Linked DNA regions of Homo sapiens: region 2 is linked to region 1. A link is a contact called in ENCODE Hi-C or POLR2A ChIA-PET data. All regions are on one chromosome and are shown on one strand. The core of a region is the stretch at or near the end of the contact, and the rest is flanking DNA. Distances in the headings are between cores, read along the strand shown. Region 1 overlaps DDAH1 (dimethylarginine dimethylaminohydrolase 1). Region 2 has its middle 38 kb from the start of DDAH1.

Region 1 (5,103 bases), core at 747-3,246:
TGTGTGCAAGGGAACAAATGAAGACCGCCTGAGCCCGGGAGTTTGAGACCAGCCTGGGCAACATGGCGAAACCCTGTCTCTACAAAAAAATTAGCTGGGTGTGGTGGCACACACCTGTAGTCACCTCCTCAGGAGGCTGAGGTGGGAAGATCATAGAGGTTGCCACCAGCCGAGATAGTGCCACTGCACTCCAGCCTGAGCCACAGATAATCTGTCTTGGAGTCTAATCCTTAGTCTTAAAAACCATAAAAGACTAGACCTACCATATTCTCACAATTACTTCTTCAGCTTCCTTCTTTCTAAGGCCTACGTTAACATGTAATCTAGTAGTGTTGCAGGCTTAGCATCCCTTCTACCTAGATCCCCTAGAGAGATAATTGCTACAAAGTTCCCAAAGTTTTTGGAATAAGGACAAATTTTACTATGAGTTTTTGTGCAGTTTTGCTCTCTTCAACCAGACTGCTACCTCCTTGAATGCAGGTCCAGGCATAATGAGGTGGACAGAGCATGGGCTTCAGAGTCAGAAAGGTCTGGGTCTGAAGCCTTGCTCAGCCACACACTAATTGTGTGACTTTGGGAAAGTCACATATGCCCTGTGAGCCTCAATTCCCTCAGCAGTAAAATGGGATGGGAATGCTATACCTATCCTCCACAGGGTAACTCTGAAGATTATTTAAAAAAAACCCCAAAACAGATAATGTACATAAAATGCTTAGCACAAGCTTCTAGCAGATATTAAATGTGTAATAAAAGTCGGTTCACTTCCCTCTTTGTTTCTTGCAAGTCACTTGACATATAGCAGGTGACCAAAATATGTTTGCACTAACTGGTTCATTTCTTCATTCCTTTCACCTTTTTAAACGCTACAGAGAACCTCAGGAGGGCACTGTGATGAACTGTGTGGTCAATCACATGGGTAAACAATTGAATTCCCTCAGAGAAACAAGGTATGGTCTATGTCCAGAAACAGAAATACAACTCATTATTTTTAATGTGAAAAAACATGGCTAAAATCAACAAGGCCAAGGTTTGTCTGTTTTTCAAAGCCATACAGAAGGGCACTATACTCTGTGGTCCTAACTCAAATGACTCTGGATGACAAAGTAAGACAACAGGGGGTTGGATCTGGAATTACCTGCAGAGTATGTGGCACCTAAGGGCATTCACAGAAAGAAAGAAAAGAAAAACTTTTGTGTATATCAAACCGAACACATAAGCCTCTGTCAGGTTGTGACCCCAATTTAGTAAAATAGTCCATAAACCCAATGGGCAGATTGACTTCTTCATAGTAGAGTGGGGCTGCCTCGATATGCAAGGTGGCAGTTAGGATTTGTGAAACTTCTAGACAATAGCTTTTGGTCAGTCTCACAAACGTGCTTTTTTCCAGGTGCAGGGAATGGGATTCCACTATGTCTAAATCTCTGTTTATTATGTGCTGTTGAGGGTGGACCAAGATGGCCAGTCTGCTCATGTTTGCAGTCAGAACTGGACGGTCATCCTGTCACATGAATTGGACCTAGTTTACCCAAGAAGTTCAGAATTTCTTCCAGACAACTGGGGAGGCAGTTCTCTGAGCCAGAGGTTTACTAAGTAGGACCCCAGTGGTTTGAGGACCTCAGAGAGATCCTTAGAACATGTATACACAACCACTGCTACCTGGTCAACCTAGACACAAACAAAACAAAATCTAGAAAATCTATTACTCACATTGACTTACTTTTCTAAGCAATTGGGAAAACTGTGTGTGGCATATTTTGGCCCACACATTCAGGCTAAGTGCTCCCACCACTCATAATCACCAGATAACTGCCAGTTGGCTTTCCATTTTAATTTGTGATCTGCAGAAGCTTCATTGTACTCTTTACCCACAGATAAATAAATCACCCATGTCTCTTAGTACCAGATGAATTGAAAGAGAAAGAAACATGGCAAGACTACATCTCTTAGGCCTGACTTTATTCACTGGATCTAGCGGTCTGGGCAAATTCCCCACCTCTCAGTGTGACTCATGCATGTCCGGAGGTGACTACAAAGCAAAAGCATGGAATGTCATACATTCCAGAGGAAGTGTTCTCAGGGATTGTTATCAGTGCTGACTTCTTGTTTACCAGTGAGGAAACAAACTAAAATCTCCAAGGTTGTGCCCATCTCAGAAAGTACCACGTGTCACTGAAGTGACAGGGCCTGTCCAGTTGACTTCAGCTGTTTCCATGCTCTGCCCTATCCCCCAACCTCACCTCCTTGAGTGAACAATCCTCTCCCCTACTTGGTTCCTATTTGAATTGTTCTTCAGTTACTGGCATGTATTTGAAATTGTAATCACTCTTCATTCTTTAATGCTTCTTCCTTTTCTGAGCCTTATTTTTTATCATTTAAAGCTTCTGGTGGGGACATTCCTATACTTACTAACATAAAGGCCAGTACCTACTTTAGAATTATTTGAGGACAGTTTCAATTTTTCATTACTGGGAGGAAAGGAATTATAATATCTTTAGTGGGGAAATAATTTAATGCTGAGAATATATGAAGTAATTCATTGATAAATTCTACTGAGAGTTACTCTTAAAATAAATGTCTTAACAAAACCCCAACAAAGCTACCTTAGGAGAAGCTTTTCAATTAATTTATCAAGACTCCACGGTTATCATTTTAAGACAGATTTAAGAATATGCCCAAAGAAATGACTTTTAATAATGAACAGGCCCCATTTGGAGCAGTGAGTAGTTCTGCTTAACTGAAAAAAATTACAAAAGTTATGTCAGGTGTAGCCTTTCTAAATAAAAGGGATGTATGAAGTGGTAACTGTAGATAACAAACAAGAAATATGCTTTTCCCCCTTGAAAATGCTAAAGGTGCTTATTATAAACACAAAGAGATTTTGTCTTTCGAGGCAAAGAACAGATTTCTCCTTTCCTGTTGGAGTAATTATTTTCCTTTCTCTTGTATGTTGTTATTGTCTGAATAAGCTTACCATTTATTTGTAGCTGGGTTTAGGAGACACATGTATGTACACAAGACAGGGTGCTGGCCATTCAGCAGGGAACATGCAGAGAAAGATGCAGGAAGGCTGTGTTGCTCTTGAACATCTTTCCCTTTTTACACCCTAATGGGCACTGTGAGGATGTGTTAACACATCCTGTCTGGTAGGGTATCACCTCAAAGAGCTCAGGCTCCTGAGGACTGAGCAACAGTGAGGCCAAGGAACAGGTTCTGTTTCCCCTTTGTGGATGCACAGAGGCTTTGTTAAAAGATGAGCACCATTTCAAATATCCCGAGAATGCAGCTGTTGGGCCGTTTAGTTCTGTTCCAACATTTTTTCCTAAAAAAGCATGGAGGAGGTGGTACTGCTCCAGTGCTGTATGTAGTGTTTTTCCAACCCCAGGGACTGTACTTCCTGCTTCTCACTGTGTCTCAAGCCAGAATGGAAAGGAGACACACCTAAACCCTCCACACGTCACCACAAATTCCTTTCCCTAAGAGCAGATTACTTGATATCCTGAGAGGCCCCAGACTCAACTCTGAATGATACAAATGAGTTCTACAGGATTTGGGGGAAAGATCTGAGAAGTCAAGTTGCTGTTCCGAATGCCCTTTCTGAATTTTGCCAAAGGAATGATTCCACTTTATGGAAACTAATTTGAGTGATTATTATGGGGATTAGATCAATTGGTGGTCAGCTCTGTTCAACAATCTTTTATGGTACGCCCCCTTCGGGCTCAGCACAATGGCAGTGTGAGGTGGGAAAGGGAAAGAGATGCCTTCAGGAGATGAAAAGCTATCATTTAAGGCAGGACAAGCACATGAAGAGTATGCTAGCAGTAAAAAGACAGTCAACCTCACTTTTATCATAGGCAACTCCTTAACGAAGAAGGCACGCAGCTGTAGGGAGGAAATAGCTCTGAGAATCATTGTGGCCACACTGTCATGGTCTGTTATGCAGCTGCTGGTTGGAGGAATTGGCCTTGTTCCCCAGGGTGGAGCTGTCACAAAATAGAGTGGGAACTGTCTGGCTTTCAGCCCAAGAGAATCTGCATGGCAAGTTGCATTAACAACCAGGCATTTCCGGCAGTTCCCAACATTTCTGGGAATTTTCTCATCCAAACGACTGAAAGCCCACTCCATTCTCTTGCTTCTTACTCATGCTTTCTTTGTATAATGGTAATTATGTTTTAAAAAATCCTGGGCTATGTTGTTTCATGGAACAATTTAGAACTTATTGGTCAAACTCTGAAGCAAAGGTATATAAAAGGTAGTTAGAGATGTTTAGGGAATATTCAAAGCACATTTTTGGGTCACTCATAATTGATCTTTATATTCATATATGTATATATATATATATAACATAATGTACCCATCTTAACATATCAAAGCTAAACCAGTATTAAAAACAACTGACTATGGTCTATTGATACAATATATGATGCCCAAGTACACTCTTCATTGCTACTGCATATCTAAAATCATTTATTTATTTATCCATCCATCAAGAGTGTATTGAGAGCCTGACAACATACCAGCATCAAGCCCTGGAGGTCTTTTTAAGGCTGAGCCAATATAGCTATGGATAACATTCTAAAACTGATAGCATATTTTCATGTTTTATAGTCTTTCCACAGACTAGTTCAAAATGAACACTGCCTGAGAGGGGCTTTAAGATGACTGACTAGAGGTACTGGACACCTGTTTCCCCAGCAAAGAAGAGCCAAAATAGCAAGTAGATAATCATACTTTGAATAGACATCTAAGAGAGAATGCTGGAATTCAGCAGAGAAGTGACAGAAAACACCTGAGATACTGAAGGAGAGGGAGGCAAGGTAGACAGCCTGGCTGGAATCAGCTGGGAGCCCAGAGAGGGTCCCTAGTGAGAGGAAAGGGTAAGTGAGAGATTCCCAGTGGTACATGTTCCCATGTTGACTGCTGAAATCCTAGTCATAAGAGTCTCTCAAACCCCAAGGACCCTGAAACTGGTATTCCCGGGGTCCGTGTGGCAGCATTGCTCCAGAGATGGAGCCCACTCGGGTCCCATGTACCCACTTAGTTCTGGACAGATAGAGAGCCAGTTAGAAAGCCCATTTCCCACCAGACTGCATTGTGCCCTGGGAC
Region 2 (5,017 bases), core at 673-3,172, 170 kb after region 1:
GACTTAAAAAAATCTGTTGTGGTCATGCCTCTTCACATATCTAGTAATTTTTGAATTGTATGCTAGACATTAAACGCTACATTATCAGGTCTGGATTTAAAGAGTGTTAAGTTTTGTTACGTTAATTTACTAGTGGAGAAGCTTAATTTTTACAAAGCTGTTTTTAAACTTTATTTGGATGAACTTAGTATAGCCTTGAGTCCAGGGCTAGAGTAGCCCTCCTCCTACCGCCTGGCCTTTCTTGGTTCTTCACTGAAAACCCCAGGGAATCACTGAGAACATCTCCACTCAGAACATCTACATCTCCAGTTTTGTGCACCTTCTGGAATCTCCACCCAGTTTACAGCCCCCCAGTAGCTATTTGCCACCAGACTTTGTAGAGTCTCACCCAGAAAGTGAGAAGCTTAGCATTTGTCCAAAGACTTTATAGTACCCATATGCAGATTTCTGGACCTGTTTCTCTGTGCAGCTTTCTCTTCATTAGCCTGACCTACAAATTCCAACCACCTCAACCACCCTGAACTGTGATCTCTGCCTCCTCAGAACAGTAAAGCAACCATTATCAACTTGGGCTCCATTTTGCTGTGCCGCCAGGAAAAAAGACAAGGTGACCAAGGGTTTCATCTCATGTGTTTCCCTTTTCCCAGGGATCAAAGTTCAACACTGGGTGAATTTCAACGTCTGAAAACAGTTGCTCCATATATTTTGTCCAGTTTTACAGCTATTTATGGCAAGAGGGCTGGTACTAGTAACTTCATCAAAGCCAGAAGCAGAAGTCCTTCACACTGGATACTTTTGCTCATCATCTCCTGTTTGAAATTCTCCCTGGTTTTTAGAACTCTAATCTTGATTTTCCTCCTAAATTTCTTATTATTCTTTCACTACCTTCTCCTCCTCTTTATCCTTTAACCATGCTTCCCATGCCTAAATTATATTCATTCTTTAAAATCCAAACTTTCTCCATAAAGCTTATCCAGTCTGCTACGCTGGAATTTATGCCAGGTATAAGTATATATGAACATACTTAACACTTTATTGGCACTGCTTCAGACAGCACTTTGCACTTTCTGCCTTTTGAACGATCATGTCACTTCCATATTGTAAACTCTTTGAAGACACGGACAATGTCTAATTTATCATTGTTTCTTCCTCAGAGCTTAACACAGTATTCCTCTATTCACCTTTAATTCTGATATGGTGCTACTGGTGGTTGCCCAACAACGAGAGGAAACGACATTTGCTGACTACACCCCACGCACTCTGCTAGATGCTTTGCACATGTTATCTTGCTTAATTCTTGAGAATGATACTGAAAAGTAAACACAACCAAATGACAACAAAGCCAGTGGCTCTGACTGAGATCACACATGCTCAACTGCTGGAATTTCAGTTCTTTGAATCTCTTCCTTTCTCCTGGGAAAATGTGACACTTTTGAGGACCTCCTTGCTGTCCCTTGCTTGTCACTGCCATCATTGCCCCCTTCTCAGATCCCTCTGGCTTCAGCCTGGTAAGAGGCTGCTTCCCATCTTAGTACCTCCCTAAGAAGTTTTTCTTGTGGCATCACCACCACTGCTGCTTCCACCTATCCCCACCGCCACCACCACTGCCATTGTTTCTGCAGTGCTGCAGCCACTGGTACAGGGCTGCTCCAGGCCAGGCAGTTTCTCACTGAAGCCTGGCCTGCATTAAAGAGTCCTCTTTTGCTGCTTCTCTTCTGGGTTCTCCAGAGATAGCCCTGCCTCTCCTGCCTCCTACCACCTCTGTCTGCAGAGCCATGGGGAAGCCCTGGAGGAGTCACACTACCAGAACACTCGGGGCCTCTGCCTGCCTTTGTCTCCTGGAGTCAGATCTGCTTCTCCTTCAGCCAGATTTTCTCACTATCCATAGCTACCAGTCAGTGGATTGATGTCCCCCTGGTGGTGGATCTCATTGAACACGGACTCAGTAAATTGTTAAGTGTTTGCTAAGAACTTTTTATGTGTATGGAATCCTATTAATTGTCAAGAAATAAGTTAAAAAAAAACCCCAACAACCAAATTAATAATTTAAAAACAAACATTTTGTTTGATAAGAGTTCCTTGCTTTAAAAAAGTTGAAATATATTAGACTATATAGATGTTCTTTATCTTTTTGTTTGTTCATTTGTTTGAAATGGAGTTTCACTCTTGTTGCCCAAGCTGGAGTGCAATGGTGTGGTCTCAGCTCACTGCAACCTCCGCCTCCTGGGTTCAAGCGATGCTCCTGCCTCAGCTTCCTGAGTTGCTGAGATTACAGGTATGCGCCACCAGGCTAATTTTTTGTATTTTTAGTAGAAACGGGTTTTCACCATGTTAGCCAGGCTGGTCTCGAACTCCTGACCTCAGGTGATCCACCCACCTCGGGCCTCCCAAAGTGCTGAGAATACAGGCATAAGCCACTGCACCCGGCTGATGTTCTTTAAAGTTCATCTATCTATCTATCTATCTATCTATCTATCTATCTATCTATCTATCTATCCATCTATCTATCCATCCATCTATCTATCTACTAAGCCCATGAAGGTACCAGGTTCTGTTCCCAGTACTTGGAATACAAGATAGACAAGATGCCTGCTATCATGGAGCTTCCAATAAACACACAAACTAACATCACCTACTGATAAGTACAATATTGGACAGTGGTAAGTGATGAGAAGAAAATAAAGCAGGAAGATGGGATAGGAAATAGTGGCAGGAAAACATGAGATAGGGAGATGAGGGAAGATCTCTAAGGTGACCTCTGGGCTAAGTGGCAGGTGATGATGGGGGAAAAGGTCAGTCTAGGGAGGGAGAACTTCAGTATTGCTGCAATGTAACGATCCAGGAGGTGAATCACAGGGGATGCGGTCAGACAGACAGACTAGCCCAGATCAGGTAGGGCTTACAAGTCCACAGTAAAGAGTTTGGATTTTATTATAAATACAGGGAAAGGATTGGAAGGTTTCAAACAGACTGGCATGCTGTGATGATATTGCTCAAAGATCGCTTTGGCTGCAGCGTAGGCTGCATTGTAGGGAAGCAAGAGCATAAGACCTCAAGACTCCAAGACCCATTAGGAGCTGTCATAACCTAAGTAAGAGATGATGGCTCTATAACTCCACGAAATAAATGTGTGTTTTATTAGATCATGCCCTCTGTTGATAGCCCACTGTACAGGATACTGGATCTACTGTATAACAAAACTAGATGGCAGGGTCATTGGCCTCAAAGACCTTTCTGTAATTCAATGGAAATGACAGGTAAAATTAAAGAGAACAAAGGGTGATAACTTATTGAGTCAATAAAAAGTTGGCAGAGATGAGCAGGCTCTCAACAATAGTCTTTGGCTGTGATAAAATCTCCTGGGTCACTCTCCTGGGTCACACTCCTGGGTCACCATAGTGCTATAGAAGAACCAAGAAAACCATCATTCAGATTTTGAATCACAGTAGCATAACCAAGCAAACTGCAAGCAAAATATGAATATGATTGTCACATATTTGCTGAGCACTTAGAATGTCTGGAACTTTCTAAGTGCTCATGCTCTAAATGAGTCATTTAGTCCCCAGAACAACACTGAGACAGTGATTATCATCCTCCTCTTCTAGATGAAAAAATCACAGCTTAGGACATGGTGACTTGCCCACTGTTACATACGCTAAAAAGCATGAGAACCCATCCTCAAACTCTGACTAGTCTGCTCCCAAACCCAAGCTTATAAGGATGATGGCAATGTTTCCCAGGGTTGCCTGATAATAAGAACTATCTGTGGCACTTGTTAAAAATACAAATACCTATCCTCATTCCCTACCCCATGCCAGACCCACTGAATCAGAATTTCCAGGGAGGGGTCTGGTAAGCTATTTCTTTTAACAATGGCCCTCAATGATTCTTTTTTTTTTTTTTTTTTTTTTTTTTTTTTTTTTTTTTTTTGAGACGGAGTTTCACTCTTGTTGCCCAGGCTGGAGTGCAATGGCGTGATCTCGGCTCACTGCAACCTCCGTTTCCTGGATTAAAGCGATTCTCCTCCCTCAGCCTCCCGAGTAGCTGAGATTATAGGCACACACCACCATGCCCGGCTGATTTTTTTTATTTTTAGTAGAGACAGAGTTGCACCATGTTGGTCAGGCTGGTCTCCTGACCTCAGGTGATCTACCTGCCTTGGCCTCCCAAAGCCAAATATTATGATAACCGTATTATCTTTTTCTTAATATCATAATTATTCTTATTATATGTCTTACACCAGAGTAGGCCACACCTAACAAAAAAGAAACACAGATAAATGGAGAATATAATACAGAGGAACAATCAAGGCAGGTGATAGCAGACACTTCTAGGAAGAAGTAAGTTTTGAGCTGAATTTTGGAAGGCCTGCTAAGAGGGAAAAAGTATTTCATTAAAGAAAGGCATGAAAAAGACACGAATAAGAGAATCAGGTGCATACAGTACTGATAGGAATTGATGTCCCGAGGAGAGAAGGTGATTTGATTCAGTGCACACCCCACTGCTCAGTTCTTACATAGGTTCAAGCAGGTTTAGAGCACTTGTGGTTTACTGAACCTGTCTATATTCTTGGCCTGATCTTGAGCAAGATTGTGCTAGAAGGGGAATCCTTGAAATAATACTCTATTATCATTATCTGAGATTAAAGGGTCAGAAAGAATCCTGATTTGAGAAATTTTTGTTTTTTAAAACTAAACTTATTTACCTGACTTCCTACAATAGACAAATGATCTCAAAAGAGAAACTTACTTGGAATATTATAATCATAGAAAATTTTCTTTAATTGATTTATAGACTTTTTTAATACATTTTAAACTGGATGCCATAGAAGCCATGTCCTAAATTCTTCTATAGCATTACCTTTAACAGCCTGCAACTTAACCAACAGATGTTCATTGAACGCTGACTTTACACCAGACACTGTGAGCAGCTCAGGGGAGACAAAGATGTATAAAATGTGGCTATTAATCATGAGGATTCAGAATCCAGTGGGAGAAGACAAACAACCAGATATGTA

The links. A loop is a pair of places that touch in the nucleus more often than their neighbours do. ChIA-PET counts read pairs that join two places held with the same protein, here RNA polymerase II (POLR2A). Pooled maps may share reads with other maps.
Region 2: a loop to region 1 is called in a map of endothelial cell of hepatic sinusoid, with 2.2 times the contacts of the local background. The contact joins two enhancer-like sites. A Hi-C loop is called at or near these places in 8 of 168 maps with a recorded cell type or tissue (GM12878, PC-9, adrenal gland and 5 more) and 5 of 50 pooled maps. POLR2A ChIA-PET finds 5 or more read pairs at or near these places in 2 of 52 experiments (BJ and activated CD4-positive, alpha-beta memory T cell).

The regions. Positions count from the first base shown.
Region 1 is chr1:85,327,100-85,332,202 of GRCh38, forward strand. All of the region lies in intron 4 of DDAH1 (dimethylarginine dimethylaminohydrolase 1), which reads right to left. Among named protein-coding and RNA genes, the nearest start is that of BCL10, 53 kb to the left of the region's middle. RefSeq lists enhancers at 996-1,165, 1,641-2,219. Within about 2 kb of position 1,997, at least 11 of the 41 ENCODE cell types and tissues checked have a DNase peak (open chromatin) inside an H3K27ac peak, as active enhancers do.
Region 2 is chr1:85,501,073-85,506,089 of GRCh38, forward strand. It overlaps a transcript of DDAH1 not described here. Among named protein-coding and RNA genes, the nearest start is that of DDAH1, 38 kb to the left of the region's middle. Within about 2 kb of position 1,923, at least 3 of the 41 ENCODE cell types and tissues checked have a DNase peak (open chromatin) inside an H3K27ac peak, as active enhancers do.